Regions from separate parts of the Homo sapiens genome. Here region 1 is linked to region 2. A link is an interaction called in ENCODE POLR2A ChIA-PET data of the cell type or tissue named here. Cell type or tissue: OCI-LY7. All regions are shown on one strand. Each heading gives the region's core, and the rest is flanking DNA. Links, peaks and the distances in the headings are about the cores only.

Region 1 (4,383 bases), core at 71-4,070, 51 kb after region 2:
CCTTCTTTTCTTAGCTCATTAGAAAAACAATCACAGCATCCTATGGACTGGGCCAAAGTGGGCAGACATTGCAGTCCAGCCCAAAGAGGCCTGTCCCAGCAGGACGCCAGGGGACAGGGTCAGAAAGAGGCAGCCCACAAGCTGAGCACAGCTGCAGAGGTTTTAGCTTGCTTACTACATTTGAATTAATTGCCAAACTTTTAAACTCAGGGGAATTCCGCAAAAATCTAGGTACCAGCTTTTCTTGAAGACAACGGAAGCTCAGGCCACCCTGAGGCCATCACCTCTGGCAGTCACCTGCCAAGCACGTGGCTCCAGCTTAGCCCGAGCGCCTCCACCTGCCCCGTCAAGGCCCAGATGCAGTGGCCCTTACCCATCACACTTGCGCTGTTCTGACCACAGACTCACAGTCATGGTCCCACCTGGCCCCATGGACATTTGGGTTTGCATCATCATCTAATGACACAGTGAAGCTCCTTGGCCTACCAGCTCCCTTTGTGTTCACCTTGACCAGCCCCCAGCTCCTTGCTTCTGCATCTTGACTTCTGCCGTGGTCCTGCCCAGAACCCTGAGGGCTGTTTCTCTTCCCTACTCCCCTCCGGCTTCTCCTTCCTACCTTTCCACGCTGCAGGATGGGGTACTTCTGCTTGCCTCAGCTGCCTGGCCCCTCCAAAGCCTCCTTTGACCATCAGCCCAGCTTGCATGGATGCCCGGGACACATACAGCACTTTCTTGGTCTTGGTTTACAAAGTAGTCTGCCCCAGTGGTCCCACCACACCTCCAATCAACTCCAGACCCCAGCCAGCCACTTGAAAATCTGTAGTCCAGGCCAGAGGGCAAAAGGCACAGTCGAGGACAAGGAGCAGGCATCCCGTGTGGCGGGAGCAGGAACACTCTTGCTCAGGGTGCTGTGCGATGGGCCATTGGTAGGTAGTCCCAGCTGGTCTGGTGTGTGAGGGGAGAGGCAGGTTCACCCAGCTGTCTGTGCCCGGGCAGGGCAACTCCCGAAGTGGGCTGAGGGAGAGCTCTCCGTGATCTCTAAGGAGGGAGGCAGCGCATTGCAGGGTTAGCAAACCTTTAGAAGATCCTCCCGGTGTTCTTCCTCCCGCTCCTGCCCTGCCCATAGCAGAAATCAACAACACGTGGGCACTGAGCTCTTTTCCAGAAACTTTCCAAAGAGACCCATGGGTCTGGCCAAGACCCTCAGGGGTTGCCCTCATTGGCCTGGGGACAGTTTTTGAGCGACTGCTCTTTGAGAAGAAGTCAGCATCAGAGGGAGTCAGAGAAGAGGGGTAAGCAAGCTAGGTTGGGGAGCTGCTACCCCCAAATCAGACTGCAAAGACAGGCAAGGGTCATGGCCACTTCCGTGGGCCCAGTGCCAGACAGCTCCACAGAGGCTCAGAGAGGGCTGAAGGGCCAAGCCTAAGGAAAACAACAAGGCTGAAACTCCCCATGTCTAACGACATCGTGAGCGTGGCTGCAGAGCTCCCACATGGCTTCCTCCTCCTTCCCAAGGGGCTGCCCCACCGCTTTGCCCTCACTAGCCAGAGCAATCTACCTTGTTCACTTTGCCCAAGACACAGGGAGGACCCCTGTGGTCTTTGCAGGGGCTTCACCCAGTTGAGCTGGGAAGAGACCTCACAGCATCCTCCCCATCTCCCTGGCCCGGGTTTAGAATACTGAAGACACATAGTCCTGTCCTCCGTGGCCTACGCAGATCCTTCCTGTTCCTGAGATCTCTGGCCCCATGCGGGCCCATCTCTGCATTCCTAGCTTGGTGGATGCCCTGCCTATCTGGCTTCTACCTTTGATTGTTCCCTTGGTCACTCCGATGCCATGGTCCTATAGCAATCAGGGTGCTGAGTGAGTCCCTGCCTGTCCTGCCTTATAAGGAAGAGACAATTATTTGTGTCCTGCCCATCTTTGCTCATCATTGTCATGGGTTTTAGAATCAAGCCGACTTGGCTTTTCACTCCCTTAACACTGTGAGCTCCTCCTTATGCAAAACACCACAGGCCTGCCCGCCGGCCTTAAGCACACACCCTTCTGAGCCTCAGTTTTCCTGTCTGTAAAATAAAACTCAATGAAATGACACAAGTGAAACTCACCTGGTGCCTGCCCTCTTCTCATAAATGGCCCATTGCTTCTGTTCTCCTCTCCTCCCCCAGGCCAGGCCTCCCCTCCCTAGTCCTCATCTTATACCCACACCTCCCTGCCCCTCACTCAGGGCCTTGGCTCTGAAGGGAGACCCCGAGGCCATCTGAAAGTGTGAGCACAGCTGGCGGTGGTGGCTGGCATCCAGGGGACGTGAGGGCGCATTCGCCCCAGCGCAGCATTCCTCCTTCCTAAGCTTGCACAGGGCCTGGTATTGAAGGGCAGCAGATTCATTCCAGCATGACTACTGCAGCTACCTGTGTCTCCTGGCGGAAGGGGCAGCCTCAGGAGTGTGGAGTTCAGGGATCCAGCTTTGACTTGGCCACGCCCAGAGCCAGCCAGCCTCGAGCACCTGTTTCCTGTCTGGGGGCACGGGAACCCTCCTGTCCTCCAGGGACCCCAGCCTCCTCATCTCTGCTGGGCAGTCATCTACTACCCCTGGTTCTGACCCCTGAGACCTCTTGTCCTGGAGCCCGCAGGGTCCAGCTCAGCTGTGCCCCCTCTCGGGGCCGCTCTGGTGGCTTCTTTGCTGCCACCCTCCCCACCCCCGGCACTGTGCTCTCCCTGCCCCCACTACCACTCTCATCTGGTTGCCCAGTCCATGATTGTGAACTTGACCTCTACCCCTGGCTGCCTGGGCCTACGATCCTGCAAAAACCCCTCCAACCAGCTGGCCCCACCCCTCAGGACTTCCCTCCTGTGGCAGAGTCACCTGTGACACCTGGAGGGACTCCAGTCCAGTGTGTCCCCACCTTCAGGCTAACCCCCTTGGAGAAGCCTCCCGACGGTGCAGGCACGGGGGCACAGAGGCAGCAGGACATTGCAGGAGCAGAGACACGAAGACAAAAGAAACAAATGATTCCTTAAGATCCATGGCCAAAACAAATTGCCGCAATTAACACGTGCCACTGCCACGATCTATGGGCTGAAACGTGGCTGGAACGACGCAGAAGCAGAAACCACAGAGAGCGTGCGCTCCAATAAAACGGCACTAAATGGCACGGCTGTGATGGAACTCGTTTCGATTTTGTTCCAAAACCTTGTTTAAGTGCGTTTATTGTTTCTGTGTGAAAGAACACAAATGCTTTTTGAAAATTGCTTCAGCATAAGCCTCACCTTCTCCAGAAAGTCTTTCTGATCCCTCCCATCCCTACCCCATGCAGGTCCGTGACCCCCACGATGCCCCCATATGTTGCCCCCCTATGTTGCCACGGTGCCCACACTTCCCTGTCACCACCAGTGTCCTCCTGGCTTCTCCACCCCCAGGGACTGTGCATCACCCGTCTCCACCCCACCCCAGAACAATGCTCTGTACACAGCAGACAGCAGGCAGCAGGTGACACAGGCCCAATGGAATGACTGTCAAGGTTAAGGGAGAGGTCATTTATGAACATCAAGGGAGGCACGCAGGCTGCTAAGGGGACCCTTGCAGAACAGATGAAATTCTTATTAGAAAGAGTCAGTGTTGATTTCTCAAAAAATCTATCAATCAATAAAATAAAAGCATAAAGACATAGAAACACATAAACAGAGAATCGTTTTACATGGAAGATGGGGAGTGGTGACTTGGCCTCATAGGGCCATAATCACCCTTTTGGGGTTTTGTCCCACATTAGAAGAGCAGCCCCATAGCAGAGATAAGAAAACCAAAAAAGGGTAACAAAAACTGGGCACAGAGTCAGGACTGGACTGAAGCCCCGGAGAGCACGGGCAGCTCTCTAGCAGGTGGGGCAAGAGGGACTTTAGCTGGGAGCACTTGGCCCCCAGCCTAGGCACCAGAGCTCGAGGGGAGACCCTTCCCATTCCCTGAGAGATGGAGTATGGGTCTCACTTGCAGGGGAGCCTCGTGGGAATCCCTCATATGGGAAGAAGGATGGCATGGAATGGCCTTTCTCTCCCCCAACGCCCAGCCAAGGGAGGCAAGCCCTCCCTGTCCGCTCTAGCAATATGGCACAAGGGGGTATGATCTGCCAGTTCTCCCTTGAGAGGCTTGGTGGGGACCACCTGCAGGCCAGCTGGCAGCCCCCCTTCACCTGCTCACAACTAGCAGGCCAGGGGGTGAGGCATGGACCAGCATCTCCGCTGCTTTGAGCAATCATGAAAACTCCAGGTCCATGGAAGATAAGAAATTGGCTATCAAGGCTCTGAGGCATGTGCTATCTGCGATTTAGTAAATCTCTTCCCACCCCCAAATTTAATTTTTTAAAAAACCTCCCTCCTCAAGAACTT
Region 2 (4,383 bases), core at 196-4,195:
CACAACAGATCCTGACTGCTGTGTTTTGTATCTAAGCCTGACAGCCCCCTCAATTGCTGGTCTGGCTTTGGTGTTTGCTGTTCTGAATTGTGCAACCACAAGGGAGAGAGAACTTGAGCCCTTATGATGTGAAGGGGCTAAGGGGCTTCTTTAGTTCCAGTCTCAGGTACACAGGCATCTCTAGAGCAAGGGAGCTTCCAAAGCTTGGCTTGAGTGCCCTGGGCTTCTGCCATCCACCCTGTCTGGATGTTCCAGAGTAGCCTGTCTTCAGTTCAATAAAAATGAAAGCTACTTTTAGCTTAAGCTCAAGATGCTCATCCATATGGTCCTGATTGAATTCCTATAAATCTTCTGAAGTCCCCCAGAAGAGGAGGGGGTTCCACACCTCATTATATCCAATTAAACTCACTCAGAAGCTAGTGATCCCCCCATTTTTATGAGGTTTTGATTTGCATTTCCATGGGTAGCTGTTGGTGTTTGGGGGCAGAGCCTGTCTCTGTATGCAGCACCTGCTCACACTCACACAGCTCAGAGTCAGGTACCAAGGGTTGCCTGTTTAGACTAACACACTGCCTCTTCACCACATTCCTGCGAGATAAATACCATCATCCTTATTATTACCATCCCATTTTACAGAGGAGGAAACTAGGCACGGAGAGATTAAGTAGCGTGCTCCAAGTCTCATAGCTAGTAAGCAGCAGAGCCAAAATCAGAATCCAGCTCCGGAGCGCTCTTCACCTCTCTGCCTGACTGCTTGCTACCTCCATGTGATTTTCCAGTGGTGCTCGGAGGCCACGTAGGACTGTGCCAGGGGCTGTCTGGAGGATGCAGGAAGGGGAAGTGTAGCAAATGGGGCCTCGGTGGAAAGCTGGGGGGTGGGGGAGGGTCAGAAGCAAAACTTCTCTATTTTCTGCCTAAGTTTGGAACCAACTGAGGTATGGAAAGAGGTTTTAGGCAAAGGAAATAAAATTTTCTCTTATCTTACTGGTAAAGCTGTTTGAAAAATAGAGTCCCCATCTGATCACATGGGCTTGCTATGCTAATACTTCACCCAGAATGGGACAATTGCAGGGGGGTGGCAGATGCCATCGGGGCTGGCCCGCGGCCCACATGTGCTCAATTCCTTCCTCCAAGACTGGGTCTGATACAGTGTAGACAGCAGGAGATGGAGAGTGACTTAGATGCAGCGGTTGGCCAGTGGGGCCCACCGGGATCACTTGGGGGGCTTTGAAAACTGTTGCTGCCTGGGTCCCACACCTAGAAATTCTCATTCGCTTGGTTTGCTTTGGGATGCAGCCTGGGTTTGAGGATATTTTTTTCAGGCTCCCCAGGTGATTGTCACGTAAAGCCAGTATTGGGAACCACCACCAGTAGAAGTTCCCCACAAGGACATGAGAGGAAAGGGGCACCTGCTTCCACTGCAACAATTAGCCCTGCTCACATTGATCTCTGTTATCTATTGAGGATTCACAGGAGAATGTGAAGGAAGGGCCTGCATCTTAAAGCTAGAAACCACTGCTCTAAACCATGTAGACTAGCTGCCTGGAGTGTGCCCCTTTATCACATCCAGCCACTAAAAGGTTGAGTCAGCCAAGAGAAGACCGGGGGAAGAGAGGAGAGGTAGGTGAGCCTAGGGCTGGCATCACTAGCGTATATGTCTGTATTCAAAAGCAATGGCTTCATGGCACTATAGAAGTAGAAAGAACCTCATGTGTGAAAAAGAAATTGGTAAAGAGTATCTGAGAAAAGAAGAAAAGAGAAAGAAGAAAAGGAAGCAAGGAAAGGAAAATAAGGTTTAGCAGTCCTGGGCTATGATTCTTTGATAAGGAATTTTATCATGGTCTAGATTCCTTTAACCCCTTACAGGGGATACTCCAGAAAGTGACACATTGTCGTTTCCCAAGCAAATCCAGTGCTCCTGGAGTCCAGTCTTCTCCCTCTAGTCCAGAAATCAAATGCATAGTGCCTGAATTAATTGCAGAAAATAGAGTTCCTCAATATGTCCACGGCATTAAGATGCCAAGAGAAGCCAGGCAAGGTGGCTCACGCCTGTAATCCCAGCACTTTGGGAGGCCGAAGCGGGTGGATCACCTGAGGTCAGGAGTTCAAGACCAGCTTGATCAACATGGTGAAACCCTGTCTCTACTAAGAATACAAAAAGTAGCCAGTGTGGTGGCAGGCACCTGTAACCCCAGCTACTCAGGACCCTGAGGCAGGAGAATCGCTTGAATCCAGGAGGCAGAGGTTGCAGTAAGCCAAGATCATACCACTGCACTCTAGCCTTGGTGACAGAGTAAGACTCCAGACTCCATCTCAAAAAAAAAAAAAAAAAAAAAAAAGCCAAGAGGTAGAGAGAGATTTCATAGAGCCCATTATTTACCATACACTATCAATAACCTTGAAATTCCCTTGAAAGGCATTTTTTTCTACTCCATATAGTTCAATTTAGGTTCTTGGGTTTGCGTTTGAAAGGATTCCATCCCAGAGGCAGGAGAAGTTAACTTTTTCCCCACCTCTGGGGATTTTAGACCTGGCGAGTTGAAGTTTACTGGAAGGCCCCTAAGGAGACCCTTCAAGAAGAAGTTGGCTGTGCAGATGGCACTCAGGTGGGAGGGGGAAGAAAGATGGTCTTCAAAACACAGAGACGTGTAGCATATGTGTTAGATATGGTTCTGGGGAGAACCATATTTAAGGGAGGAGCGGAGGAGAAACCTATAAAGAAGACTCAGGAAGAACAGCCTGAAATGGAAACCAGCAGAATGTGGAAGGGGAAAGCATTTCAAAGAGGAAGGAGCAGCCAGAGGTGTTAAATGCTGCTCACATGGAAAGAAACACGAGGACGAAAAAGTGCACAGCAAAGATAATATTTCTGAAACGTGAAACCAATGTATGTCTGTTTCATGCTCCATAGATCGTGTTCCCTGTAATTTTCCCGCACCCGCGGAATCAATGGCACCAGTGGGTGCTCCTGAAGGTGCCTCTGAGGAAGACAGTAGGTGCCATCCAGAACAAGGAAGTAGTTGCTTGATTTTGAACTGTACGTTAGCAAGCTTTATTAGGAGAGGAAAGAGTTTTCCTAATTCCAAAAGCAGCTCCCCTTTGCATATGAAGAGCAGAGGGTTTGAGGCTCTAAGCCATGGTGTAGACAGGATGCAGGAAATGACAGGGGGGCTGCTTCTGGGCTGTGGAAGATGGGTGGAGGGGACAAAATGAGAAGTGTCCTATATTCCTCCCCAAAACCTCCTGGTTTCTGGATGCTTCCTCAAACTTTAATCTCCCAGCTGCCTTTGTTCTCTAAGTCACTGGTTCTCAAACCTTGTGGGACCAAGGGCTGCATGAGAATCACCTAGGACCCTTGTTAAAAATACATAATTTCAGCCACCTCAAGATCTATATAGTCAGAATTTCTAAGGGTAACTGAGAATTCGCATGTCACGAGTTCCCTGGAAAGATTCTGCTGAGAGCCAGCGTGGAAAGCCCCGGCACAGTGAGTGTTCCTGTTGGTCCCCTCTCTGACCACCTCAGACCGACTACATCTCCAGGCTCGAAGGACCTGGCCCCTGAACCCCCACCCTCCACTGCTTTATTTTTCTCTGTGGAACTATCACCAGCTAACATTCCATTTTGTTTACCTGTTTATTGTATGTCCCCTTCTGCTAGATGGATGCTTCAGGAGGACAAAGTCTTTTTGCTTTTTTCTTATTTTCTTTATGGTTAACTGCACACACTAGGTACATAATAGACATTCAGGAACAATTAATGAATGGATGTATGAAGAATCAAAGAACCGAGAAGCTTTCTACCTATTCTGCCTAAGGATACATGATGAAACTAAGCTAAAAAAATGAAAGGGAAATAATTCTATCAAGAAAAAATTAAATAAGAGGATACAGCAAACTGGCTTTTCCTTTAGAGAGTCACCAATATATATACACATATACGTATACACATACAAAAAGTCACAGACACAAAGAGGGAAATGAGCCACAGTGTTAGGAGATAGCTCAGAGACTCTGAGCCACAGATACTCGGCTGTGGGTATCTGAGTCAGTTTTCCTGGAAATAGCTTTGAAATACCAGCATCTCTAGTCCTTTCTGAATTTGTAAGTAGTCTTTGGACTTTTGTTATCAAACATCAGAGTTTATTCTTGAAATAAAAGTTTGTTTCCCCTTGGAATTCTGAGGCTTTCTCCTTTAGAACCTTGGCAGCCTAAGTCCCTCTCTACCTGTGTCTTTAAGTATGGTCAATATTCAAAAGCTTTGGATGGCGTTGTCTTCGTTTATGCGGATATTAGGTTGCCTCAGTCAACAATGCTTGAAAATGGCTTTAAAATGAGCATCATATCATGAAGCCATATTTGTATTTAAATTAAAATTGTTTTT

Evidence for each region. Peaks named below come from ENCODE experiments on the same cell type or tissue, not always from the same donor. Only the 100,000 strongest peaks of a DNase experiment are listed, where the experiment ranks them.
Region 1: POLR2A ChIA-PET joins it to region 2 with 5 read pairs; 2 of 35 experiments call an interaction of 5 or more read pairs at or near these places.

The regions. Positions count from the first base shown.
Region 1 is chr7:139,987,986-139,992,368 of GRCh38, forward strand. All of the region lies in intron 9 of TBXAS1 (thromboxane A synthase 1), which reads left to right. Among named protein-coding and RNA genes, the nearest start is that of PARP12, 73 kb to the right of the region's middle. RefSeq lists enhancers at 1-374, 375-874, 930-1,447. In OCI-LY7, for the core only: no CTCF peak of the experiment used is centred there; DNase peaks (open chromatin) are centred at 2,026 and 2,486; H3K4me3 peaks cover 491 bases.
Region 2 is chr7:139,937,056-139,941,438 of GRCh38, forward strand. All of the region lies in intron 5 of TBXAS1 (thromboxane A synthase 1), which reads left to right. LOC105375532 (a long non-coding RNA gene) reads left to right here. Exons shown (of 2, transcript XR_928043.3): 1 at 1-4,383. Among named protein-coding and RNA genes, the nearest start is that of TBXAS1, 110 kb to the left of the region's middle. RefSeq lists an enhancer at 1,101-1,601. In OCI-LY7, for the core only: no CTCF peak of the experiment used is centred there; no DNase peak of the experiment used is centred there.